Linked DNA regions of Mus musculus: region 2 is linked to region 1. Evidence: chromatin contacts called from ENCODE Hi-C or POLR2A ChIA-PET data. All regions are on one chromosome and are shown on one strand. Each heading gives the region's core, a stretch centred on a gene start or an enhancer-like site at or near the end of the contact. The rest is flanking DNA. Distances are from core to core; before and after follow the strand shown. Region 1 holds the start of Arnt (aryl hydrocarbon receptor nuclear translocator). Region 2 holds the start of Cdc42se1 (CDC42 small effector 1).

The links. Hi-C counts contacts between places; a loop is a spot of excess contacts on that map. ChIA-PET counts read pairs that join two places held with the same protein, here RNA polymerase II (POLR2A).
Region 2: a map of left cerebral cortex shows a loop between it and region 1 (3-fold over the local background). The contact joins the promoter of Cdc42se1 here to the promoter of Arnt in region 1. A Hi-C loop is called at or near these places in 1 of 37 maps with a recorded cell type or tissue (left cerebral cortex). POLR2A ChIA-PET finds 5 or more read pairs at or near these places in 1 of 5 experiments (embryonic stem cell).

Annotation. Positions count from the first base shown.
Region 1 is chr3:95,429,865-95,435,667 of GRCm38, reverse strand. It overlaps Arnt (aryl hydrocarbon receptor nuclear translocator), which reads right to left and starts at 1,278. Exons shown (of 22, transcript NM_001037737.2): 1 at 1,107-1,278. The coding sequence starts at 1,131. It also overlaps the pseudogene Gm4349.
Region 2 is chr3:95,226,639-95,232,734 of GRCm38, reverse strand. It overlaps Cdc42se1 (CDC42 small effector 1), which reads right to left and starts at 4,311. Exons shown (of 5, transcript NM_172395.3): 1 at 3,870-4,311; 2 at 643-950; 3 at 76-186. The coding sequence starts at 696. Mllt11 (myeloid/lymphoid or mixed-lineage leukemia; translocated to, 11) reads left to right here and starts at 4,058. Exons shown (of 2, transcript NM_019914.4): 1 at 4,058-4,651. Gm16740 (predicted gene, 16740) reads right to left here. Exons shown (of 4, transcript NR_108026.1): 4 at 6,077-6,096.

The DNA of each region.
Region 1 (5,803 bases), core at 29-2,528:
AGTTGATATTGACACATGAATTTGAAGCCAACCTGGGCTACATATAAGTTCTAGGACTCTCTCTCTCTCTCTCTCTCTCTCTCTCTTAAAAAAAAAGGCTGTTTCCAAAAATAATGGGAAAACAATACATTTCCCAGTGTTTCAGCTATTGTGTGTATGTATATACATACGTGTGTGTACCCTGTTACTGTAATATAGTACATTAACAAGATAAAATTTAAAAGTTCAATGTGAAATAGCAGAGACCAATATTACACAACCCTCCCTCCAAACTCTTCGATGATACAGACTTCTGGGAAATGATGGATTTACTTTGTTGGAAAATAACAAGGTAAATTAGCCCAACTAAAATGAAATACTTCCTAAGATGTAACTGAATACAGTAGAAAGGACTGAGAGGGAGACTGCAGTGATCCAAAGTCAACCGGGGGCTGGAATGAGACAAGACTCAAAATAAGATGAACGAGAGACAGAGACAGACAGACAAACAAGCAAGAGGACGTCCACAGACAAATGGCGCGGGACATTTTTCTGAAAGAACAGGAGTTGCTCCACCTCGACCTAACAAGATTTAAACCTGGGTTCTGGACTAAAGACCTGTCCTGAACTATTACCATTACCCAAACCTCTGCCTTCAGCAGCAAGACACTAATAACTACGCTAAAACCCTAAATTTCAAAGTATAGGAGTTACAAGAATCTGAGCAGATTCTCAAAGAACTAAGTTTTCCATTTAAATGTAAACCAAGTGTAGAATCAAGCAAGACTTTGCAAAACGTCAACGTGGCCCCGTCTATAGCCCAGTTTACGCTCGCAGTTACACCAAGTCAGTTTGCCCAGTTACTTACTAGGCATCAGGGGAACATCAGCTGGCAGAGGGTTAAAAGACCACAACACTCCCTAACACCGCAGGCAGAGTGGAGACGCTGGCCAAGCGCCACCACTACTCCAGAAGTTGGGGCACGGAGCCCCCAAACACCCGTCACCCGTTCCCCAGGTCCTCCGGGCAGGGCGCCTCCTCGACACCCCTCCCCCAACACCCGAACGCCACGGCCCTGCTGCTCTGCTCTGGCTCTCCGCACTTGTCAGTCCTTTCTGCCGCCTCACCTGGGTTAGCTGTAGTCGCCGCCATGGTCGAGATGGCACCGTCCCTGCGCCACCCTCGGTGGGAGGGGCAGCCGCCACCGAGCTGGGGGAGGGGAGGGAAGAGCCACTCCGCAGATTAGGCACCTTACCGCCGCCACCGCTACCGCGGAATCCAAGATGGCGGACGCCCACCCCCCTCCCCATCCTGGGCAGAAGACACGCCCCAAACTATGGGCGCGGTCAGTCTCCAGACAGCCTCCCTGGGAGAACTGGCCAATAGAAACAGTAAGTCGCCATAGAGGCCGGGCTAGTGACTCGGCCAGTGAGTCCGGTGACCCGAGGAGTGCTAGGAAGCCTGAGCTAGGAAGCCAACCAGCTGTTTCCCTAATCCGGCCTTCTCGGCGTCAGAGATTCATAACCAAATTGACGTCAGTGAAATGCAAAGAAAACGAGCATTTTACTAAAATGTTTTCTTTCTTAGTGGGCTCATCAGCATATGCTTCCTACAGACGATTTGTTATGCAAACCCTCTTTATAGGTTCTAACACAGGGATCACTAATCCATTCTAGGTTGTTTTTTCTTTATGAACTTTTGTCACTAGTAAAAGTCCGATAACTAATTCTTAAGAGTTGGCTCTGAAGCTGGTAGGAAAAAGCTGGGTGATTACGTGGTACCAAAGATGCCAACATTTGAAATGGAGACAACGAACAAAGAATTTTTATTAAACAAGTATTCCAGAACTCAGAATGCAAAGACCAGTCTGTACTACAAAATGAAACTAGTCCCTTTCTCTGCCCTCCAAAAGTGAGGTGTCCTATGTCACAAGTTTTTTTAAAATGACAAGGTAGTAAACACACAGACGTAATGTCTAATTATAAGAACTGAGCAATTCAGAACAGACAATGTCGACTCAAAACACTGTGAGATAAATTCTATAATTTTACAAATCAAGAACTACAAGCAGGGGCTGGAGAGATGGCTCAGCGGGTAAGAGCACTGACTGCTCTTTCAGAGGTCCTGCGTTCAAATCCCAGCAACCACATGGTGGCCCACAACCACCCCTAATGAGATCTAACGCCCTCGTCTGGTGTGTTTGAAGACAATTACAGTGTACTTATTTAGAATAATAAATAAATCTTTGGGCCAGAGAAAGCAGGAACTGAGTGAGCCGACCAACTGGAGTGGGCGAGGTTGATTGGAGCAAGCAGAGGTCCTAAAGTCAATACCCAATAACCACATGAAGGCTCACAGCCATCTGTACAGCTACAGTGTACTCATATACATAAAATAAATAAATAAATCTTAAAAATATATATTTAAAAAAAAAAAAGAACTACAAACAGATCCAGGCATAGTGATGCATGCCTTTAATCCTAGTACTCAGGAGGCAGAGACTGGCCAATTTCTCTGAGTTCAATGCCAGCCTGGTCTACATAGTGAGTTCTAAGACAGCAGGAGCTATATATAGAAAGACACTATCTCAAAAACAAACAAAAACCAAAGACATGAAACAAAGGCCACCTTGCAAATTAATCCAGTAGTGAGAAGCAAAGTGAATGAAACTAACACCCAAAGTCTATTATATTCATCACCATGTATATGTGGACTGGGGGGAGGAGGGTAATTTTGTTCTTTGAAACAAGGTCTCATGTAGCCTAGACTGACCCCAAATTCACTATGAGGATGAAAATGGTCTTGAATTCACCCTCTCCTTCCAATGTTAGAACTATAAGCATATGGCACTACTCTTTGGCTTGTTGTCAGTCTGATTCACCAAAAAAAATTTTTTTAATTAGCCATAAAGACGACTCCACTACACAGCTACACCTAACATCCCAAGATCCAATGCTCTGAACTTACACAAGGAGAGGACTCCTGCAAATTATCTTCAACTTTCCTCACACCAAAACATGTGCACTCACACATACACAAAAATTTTAAAAACATTTAGAAGTAGAACTGACAAGATGGCTCAAGAGCTAAAGGTACTTGAAGTTGGATTCTCCAAAAGCCACACAATGGTTCGAGGAGAGAACTAACTCCCATTCACTAAAAAGAGGTGCAGTGAGAGGCGCAGTGACATCATGCTGGCTTCTCGTTTGTTGGTTGCTTGCTTGCTTTAGGTTATTTGGTTGGTTTGGTTGGTTTGTTTAGACATTTTCTTGGGGTTTTGAATAGTTTTATTTTTAATTATGTGAATGTGTCTGCATTTAAGTCAGTACACCTGAGTATTGGAACACAATTAGACAGACAAGAAAGATCCCATTAACCTGGAGTTTCAAACAGTTGTGAACAGATAGAAATCCACCTGCTTTCACACTTTCATTTGCTGGCATTAAAGGGGGGCACCACTATGCCAAGATGGAGGCATTGCCTTAATGGCTTTTCCTCCTCTCAGATGATCTTAGCTTGTGTCAAATTTACAAAAACAAAACAAAACAAAACAAAACATGACATCTATATGGCACACTTTAATATAAGAAATTGTAGTTCACTGGCATTACATGCTTTTAATCCCAGTACTTGGGAGGTAGAGGCCAATGGATCTCTTTGAGTTGGATGCCAGCCAGGTCTACAAATTAAGATCTAAAGCAGCCAGGATGATTAACACAAAGAAACTATGTGTTGAAAAACCAAACAAAAAGTCATGGTTAAAAACTTTTTTTTTTTAGTATATAATAGACATGTTGATTACACCTATAATCATGTAGTAAAAAAAGCCATGTGTAGTGGCTATTCCTGGTTGTCAACTTGACAATATTTGGAATGAACTACAATCCGGAATTGGAAGGCTCACCAGTGACCCTTATCTGGAGGCTTGGAGATCCTTATCTGGATCTTGGTTTGAAGATCTTGAGCCATAGTGGCTATGGATTCCAGAAGATTGAATCTCCGAGTTAAGGAACACACCTTTAATCTGGGCTATGCCTTTCATCTGGGATTAAAGGTGTGGTGGAACACACCTTTAATCTGGGCTACACCTTCTGCTGGAGACAATATAAGGACATTGGAAGAAGGGAGTCTAGCTCTTGCTCTTGCTCCTTCGCCTGCTTGCTGCGTGAGACTGAGTAACTGCTAGATCCTTGGACTTCCATTCACAGCTGCGACTGAACAATTGTTGGGAATTGGGCTGCCGACTGTAAGTCATCAATAAATTCCTTTACTATCTAGAGACTATCTGTAAGTTCTGTGACTCTAGAGAACCCTGACTAATACACCATGATACAAGGATCACTTCAAGTTTGAGGATAGCCTGGCCTACATGGTTAGGCCGAGATAGCCCGAGTGACAAACAGTGTGGGTTGTAAGCTTGCGAATCTGAGTTTGAATCCCCCCAATTCATGTTAAAAAAGGAAAAAAAAACAAAACAAAACAAAACCTGAACATTGCTAAATATGTAACTCTGGTGCTTGTTGGATAGAAACACATCCCCAAGTGGCCAACTAGCCCAATGGCACTAAGTCAGAACATAATAGAGGAAGACACTGGATGTTGTTGTAACTTGATGCTTAGAGTTTACTGCTTCATGTACTACATACATAGCACACATCAGAACCACAATGCAAAACAAACAAAAAAAAAAGTTACCAAGGGAAGTATTTACTAAATGTTTCATGGTGTTCATGGACCAGCCCACTGTGAGTGGTACCATTCCATAGACTTCATAAATACACAAATAAAGAGAGTGATTGGAGGAGCAGCAGGATGAGACACTCCCTCTGTTTCCAGATTGCAGAACAATGTGACCAGATGCTTTAGGCTTTTGCCACTGTGATTTCCCCGACCATCATGGATATGATCTGGAACTTGGAACCAGGATCAGCCCCCTTAACCTTCAAATGATTTTGTCAGATTATTTGATCACCATAACTGAAAAAGAAACTCAGACATAGGCAAACTACACACAAACACATGGGGGAAAAGACAGAAAATAAGTATACCTTATCTGAAATGGGGAAAGGAAGCAATCAGAATACAGAAAACACTTACGATGCTAAGAATACTTACTTGTTGTCATAATAAGTCAGTCAGGTATTTGGCATAGTAAGTAATGACAATGTGATTCTTTACGTGCAACATACTTGTCTTCCAGTATTTCAGCTTCCATTCTAAGACTTTTCTGACCAAAGCTTCATCATTTACCTGAATCAATACTGAGGACATCATCATCTTCATCAGGAATCTCAATGATCTCTGTGGGCCGGGAAGCTTCATCCTCAGAGCTACTGTCATGATACTGTAGTCCCAGCTTAGAGTAGAAATCCTTCACCAAAGACTCACAGTTAGTCACTTCCCTGATATTGGAACACATGCAGAAAAGATCAAAGCCAGTGGAGACAGTGCGGTACAAGAGCATTACAATGTATATACATTTATACAATACCTAGCCTCTGAGCTCACACATGTAATCCTAGTCCTTAGCCTGAGGAACCAAGGCTAGCTAGGTTTGAGGTCACTTTGGTCAATACAGTGAGTGGTTCATGGCCAGCATGGCCTACAGAGTAAGAAACCTTTAGACAGAACAAAAACAGAACCCAGCACTCAGGAGGCAGAGGCAAGCAGATCTCTGAGTTCCAGGCCAATTTGGTATACAGAGGTAGTTCCAGGACAGCCAGAGTTAGAAAGAAACGGTCTCAAAAATAAAACAAAACAAAAACAGAAACAAGAAAAACCAAAAAACAACCCCCCCCGACATACACACACAAAACACAACACA
Region 2 (6,096 bases), core at 3,062-5,561, 210 kb after region 1:
CCTTTCCTCACTACGTTACTGTTAGGTCCCTTGCTTGAATACACCCCAAATAAACATCTCTCCCTTCCCTCTTACCATGGCAAGTCCATCTCCAGCCCCCATCTCCCCAGAGCCGATGTGAGTCAGGTGGACAAAGTTCATTGGCTCCCCAATCATAGTGCGGTCAATCCGTCTTCTCTTTTTCTTCTGTTTGGGGAAGACAGGGAGTCACAAGTGCGTATGCAGCCATCTCCTCCCGACAGCAGAGGAAGGAGAAGGAGTCTTGAAAACCCACTAAGAGCTATGAACTGATTTGGCAAATATTAGGGTAGGAAAGACAAAGATGGAAGATCATAAGCCAGAGACAATGTCACCAGAGTGGTAAGGACAGTGGCCTGCTGACAACGAAAGGACAAAGCAAAGTCACCTCTGGGTGAGAGGGAATGCTGGTACAGCCCCTGCCCACCTCAGAACAGGCCTAATTGACAGCTAGGTGACTTGTCTCTTCTGTCACAGAGCCTCCTTTATTACATGTGAACACACCTGCCTCTCAAGAGGGAGGTAAGGAAAGTGTTTTTTCATAAGGCAGATCAGAGATGGTGTCTCCACTTCACAGCACATGGTAATGAATTCCTGTTTCAGGGTGGGGATGGGGAGACTTACCGGCTGGGGCTTCTCGACCACGCAGCAGCCCAGTTTGTGCCAAAACTCGCTCATGTTCCCTGATGGTTCCAGCTTCAGGCCGCTGCCAGAGGCCCCAGGGGGCTCGTGTTTGTTGCTAACCAACCAGTCCTCACAGGCAGGTGTAACAACACCCTGGGTTCAGTCAACCGGATGGGGTGGGAAAAGGTAGAAATCCTAGACACCAACAAGTGGCCTTTCGGTGAAGGTCGGAGTCTCTGACTGGTGGGGCACTGGCAAGAGGCTTGGGCAGGCAGGCACAAGGTCCTGTCTTCTTTAGATGTGGAATCCTGAATTTTAGCAGAAAGAAGATAAAATGTGGGTGGGAAACAACCCTCTCTCCTCCCCAGAAACCTTCTGATAAGCCTCTATCTTCGGAGTCTCTCTTGGGAGACTACTGAGCTCCAATACTGACCCCCTCCAAAGATAGAGGCTCACAGTTGCTTCTCACAGAAAGAATAGTGCACAAAGACCACCAACAGGGTGAAGACCAGTGAGTACTGGGACCAAGGAAGAAGGGGGCCAAAAGGACTTGGGGTGAGACTGTGAGAGAAAACCAAACAGTGACAGAAATGAACAGTTAGGGGTGCTGCTGACTTCAGCTCCCCTTTCCCTTGTCTAGGGCAGCAGGGGAGGGGCGTGCAAGTGCCTCTGAAGAGGAAATAGTGGTTTTTTGTTCTCACAAACAAGGCCTCCGCCCTGTCCCTCCCTTTACTCTTACCTTGCCCCAACACCTACACTTTGTTGAAGGACCACCTAGCTCCAAAGAGACGAGCTGTAGTAATGTGGACCTCAGCAAATTCTTCTGAAGAGAGGGACTGCTTCCTTCTGGCTCCACTGCCTTTGTTCCCTCTTACTTGCCCCAGATGAAGCTCAGCCACCCCTCCCAGAGATCAGCTAATACCTGCCCTTGTCTTTCCCGAAAGCTAGGCAGACTGTGGACACCTCCCCGTGGCCCACCCGTGGCCCTTGCTCCATGTCTTGTAGGGGTAACTCGAAGAGTAGCTTTCTGCTCTGAGGAATCAGTTTCCAGCCTCCCCACCCTTTTACACATGTCCTATCGTGTGCAGCTCCTGCCTCACACCCCAGAGGGCCTGCTTAGGCCTCCCTTCATCTTCCCCTCATGCTCTGACCTGTGTCTCCCACTCTGCTCCCCACCACCTCGAAGCTCCACCAGTGAACCAGACACAGGAACTTTCCAGTAGCACTTGTGTCCAAGGAAGAACTTTCTCCCCTTTCACTGCTGCCAGGGGTTACGGCCCAGCTGAGTTTCCTTGTGTGAACTGCACTTCCCTCTCCTATAGTACAGACCAGCTCTGGGAGGTAGCACAGCTCATGAATATTAAACATTAGCATGAATAAGAATGGACCTTTCCCTCCAGGCTTGAGGCTGGAAGCCTAGCCTTCCAGTAGCCTAGACAGACCAAAAAAAAAAAAAAAAACCAACAAAAAACCGAGTTCAATTTGTTTTTTGGACATTTTTCTTTGTTGTTTTGTAGCAGCCTTGAGATGAGATCACTCAAACAGTGGAATAAGGCTTCTAGGGTAGGAAAGAACCCAAGAGTCTGGACTCTCTTTCACTTCCTTTCCCACCCCTGGAAGGGAGGAGTAATGAGACTGAAGTCCAGAGCACAGCTGCCCTGAGAGGGGAGGCTTGGTCAGTGGGAAAGTCAGTCACAAGGCTCATCAAGATGGTGGCAGGTGGTAAGGCTTGGGGGAAATGGAGAAAACAATAAAGAATCAGAGGAAACCCCTAACACTACCAGATAGTCCAGACTGAGGCAGGGCTCTACCAACGTCCTCCACCCTGCCCCAAGCGAGCCGAGCCGGCGGCGTGGTCAGGGGTGGCCGATGCTGGAAGCGGGAAGGAGGAGGGAGAGGAAAGGGGGCCGAGGAGGGAACAAGGACAGTTCTGTTTCTCTTCCAGGGACCTGACCAAGCTGGGTGGAGGGAAAGTGTGTGTGGGACTTGGCGTGAAACCACCAATGATGATGAGAAGTGACCAGGAAATTCCATTCCCTTAGGACATTAGGGTCTCTGAAACTTGGAGGCCCGTGTCAGAGTGTGAAGACCAGCCAGGGTCACTGTGGTAGTGCGGGAGTTGGGGGTGGGGTGGGGTGGGGTGGGGGGGGGGGGAGGAGGAACAAAGCCAGAAAAGGAAGTACTAAGCTTTGGCTGTCACTCCTCTTCAAAGCAGCCAACGAATGGGCTGGGAACAAATAAAGCCTGAGCTGGCTAGCTGGGGAGGGTGGGATGCTGAATCCATGGCCCACTACTTCATCCCCACAGTAAAAAGGAAGCCAGGAGGGATCAGGGACAAAAGCGCAGAAAGCCACATCCTTGACAGGAGGGCCCCTCTCACTTCCACCAGAAACCCAGAACTTGAAATGACAAACCCTAAACCACCGTCATCGTCCCGGTGGGCCTTACACACTTCAGAGCTGTAGAGGGGCGAGCAGGAGAGAGGTGGGGAGGAAGGATGTACACAGGTAGTTCCCCGAGCCTGTGGTAGCCCCAAACCGGTTCTCCCGGTCCCGCTGCCTCCGGCCCCAAGGCCTCCCTCTCCAACCCGCTGTCTGACAAGCCTTCACAAGAAGCAAGAAGCAGCTGGAGAGAAAGAGACTTGAGAATCGTGTGGGCAAATTCTGGCTATAAGCCCGGGGATGCAGCTGGTCCCTGTGTGGAGACCCTCCAAACATAGCGGGCTGCTGAGGGACTCCCAAGAGAGGAATGGGCCCCATTTTCAAACAAGTTACAGATATTTGTCCGAGCACCAACCCTGCCCTAACCCCAGGGAAGGGCTGGGGATACTTAAAAGTTAACAGAAGGAGATCCTAATTTCTTCCCCTCCCCCAATATTCTCCGTCAGACTCCAGCTCCGTCCCCCACCCACTGCGACCCAGGATGGGAACTTCGATGAATTGTACTGGCTCTGTCAATGTTCTCCGTGGCTGCTTCACTCTGGCTTAGACCTTCCGGGGCCCAGCACCACTTCGGATTCTCTAGCACAGCAGATCTCTCAGGTTAGAGGGCCGGCGAGGAGCCCCTGTCGCTTCGCACCTTCCACCCGGCCCCACGCTGCAGTCGCCGCTTCCCTGCCTCTCCGTGGCTTGCGCCGCCCGCGCGTGTACTGTGATCGCGACCTCCCCGCTGCCCTGCCCTCCCCTCCCCGCCGCCCGCGCGCAGCCCGGCTCGCCCGGCGCTCTTACCTGCGGCTCCCCGGCGTCCCCACTGCGGGCGGGGGCTCCGCCACTCCGGGTCCCCTGGCTGCTTCTCGGCACGGCGGGGAGTTGAGGGCGGGCCGGCAGAGGTGGGGCTGGCGGAGGGCGGAAACGCCGGCGACGCGATTACGAAACCCAGGGGCTGAGAGCGGAGCGCAGCGCTCCGCCCAGCTTCGGGGCGCACGGCGTGGCCCGCGGGGACAGCGGCAAGCACCGCGCTCGGGGACAACCGCGGCACCCCAACTGTCTGTGCTAGTCTGTCCACCTGCTGCAGGCGCTGAGAGGACGATGCGCTGGGGCCCTTTCTGAGTCTCCCAAAGTCCCCTTTAGTCCTTACAGTGGGAAAGGAGGGCCATTCTGTTGTTTAACCGGAAGACTTTTTAACCCATACATCTAAGTTAGAGGACAATTAACTGCTCAGCCATGCGCTCCAGTCAGCACGAGGGTACTTGGAGAGGTGGGGGTGCGGTGCGAGCCGACGGAGAGGCTCTACGGTGGATAGCGTGTTCCGGAACCTATCCCTCGAATTAGCCGAGTCAGGCAGAGAGGGGGCGGGGAGTGCTTCCGCCCTTGCTAGGAGGGGCTGCATTGCAGGGGAGACCCAGCGGCAGATTCTGTCACAGACGAGGGAGAAGGCGTGAGGAGACAAAGCCGTCACATCCGCGACAGCTTCCTTCAGCAGCCTCCTCCTCTCCAGTCCAGAGCCGACCCCCGAGCCCCTGAGGCATCCCTTCCGTCTTCGGAACACCCTAGTCATTCATTGCTAACAGGTAACCAAGACGAGGGACCGCTTCTTAAGCTTGAAAGACCCCGTGTGAGACCGAGGTGGGGGGCAGTTTAAGAGGAGAGAAGGGGGCGCTATGAACAATGGGTTACTATTCGTTACCAGATTTTTTATCTGTTAAGATCTCCATCCATGCCTTACCATGGACCTAGGCATTCATTTCTAGCACTTTACCTGTAATCATCTCTCGGCATTTAGCTCTTCATTTCATGTATTCATTTTCCTATAATTTTTGCCCTGTGCATCTAATGGCTTCTGTCTAGTGTCTAGTTATCTATATCTTCCTTTTCAAGCTATAATTTCTGCTACCAGTTATTTGGTGAATCTTTATTCCTACTGTAATTATTGTAGCCTCTACTCCCTTGTATTTCTATCCCCCTCGATTTTCTGTCTCTTGTAGGGAGGTTTGGGGAGTAGGGTACTTTTTTTTTTTTTTAAACATGAGATGCTATTGAGAGTGATTGGAACCTTTAACAATCTCCTCCCTATCTCAGATTTTTGCTCCAAAGAGGCTTTAGGTGGGACAGGTGGGAGCCATTGTGGGATTGCCCGATGGCATGCTGCAATCAGTGTAGCTCACAGGAACTACTTATGACAGCAGATTTGTCTTTGCAGCTCCTCCTAGAAAAAGGGGAGGATTGTGGCTAATAGGAAAATCCTAGAGCAACATGAGAAATACCAGGAAGCCTCCATTTTCATCCACCACCATCCCTCCTTAGACTGCATGGTGGCAGCATGACACAGCAAGGCCCTGTGGATTAGGCCTTGAATGCTCTTGGGGGGATCTGGACAAAGGGTATTTGGGTGTGTCCAGGTAGTTTAAAGAAAGTGTATCTTTTAAATGTGTGTATCTACTAATCATTTTATCTCTAAGAATAGACAATGAAAATTTAGAAGTTACTCTGCATAAAATAACTGGGTGGCATTTACTGAGCAAATATGTCAATTTTCACCATCCAGAGCCCTTAGGATAAGCAAAAATAGATAAAATGATGGGTGAAGAGCATTTAGGGAAAGAAAGGGGACGATAGCTGAAGAGCAGCCGGTCTTTTTTATTTTAATGCCACATATGCCTTTATGTCTGTTTTCTGGGACAAATTTGAGTCTCTCTGTACATGTCGATAGGTCAATGGTATAGCTAGAGATTTTCAGCCTTTTAATATCTCACACATTTTCTTTTAAATTGTTTTTGTTTTATATTCGTTCATGGTCTTGGTTTGGTTTTGGGGGGCTTTGAACCCACAGTCGTCCTGCTTCAGCCTGAGTGCTGGGACTACAGCTGTGCTCTGCCACACTGGACTAGCTTTTTACATTGGATGATAGTTCTGTCCATCCCTGATAAATTATTTAGGCAACTTTTTTTAGGTTACAGTTGTTAGGAAGTCAGTTTATCAACAATAACTCAAATCCTAGCTTAGTCTCTGCTCACTT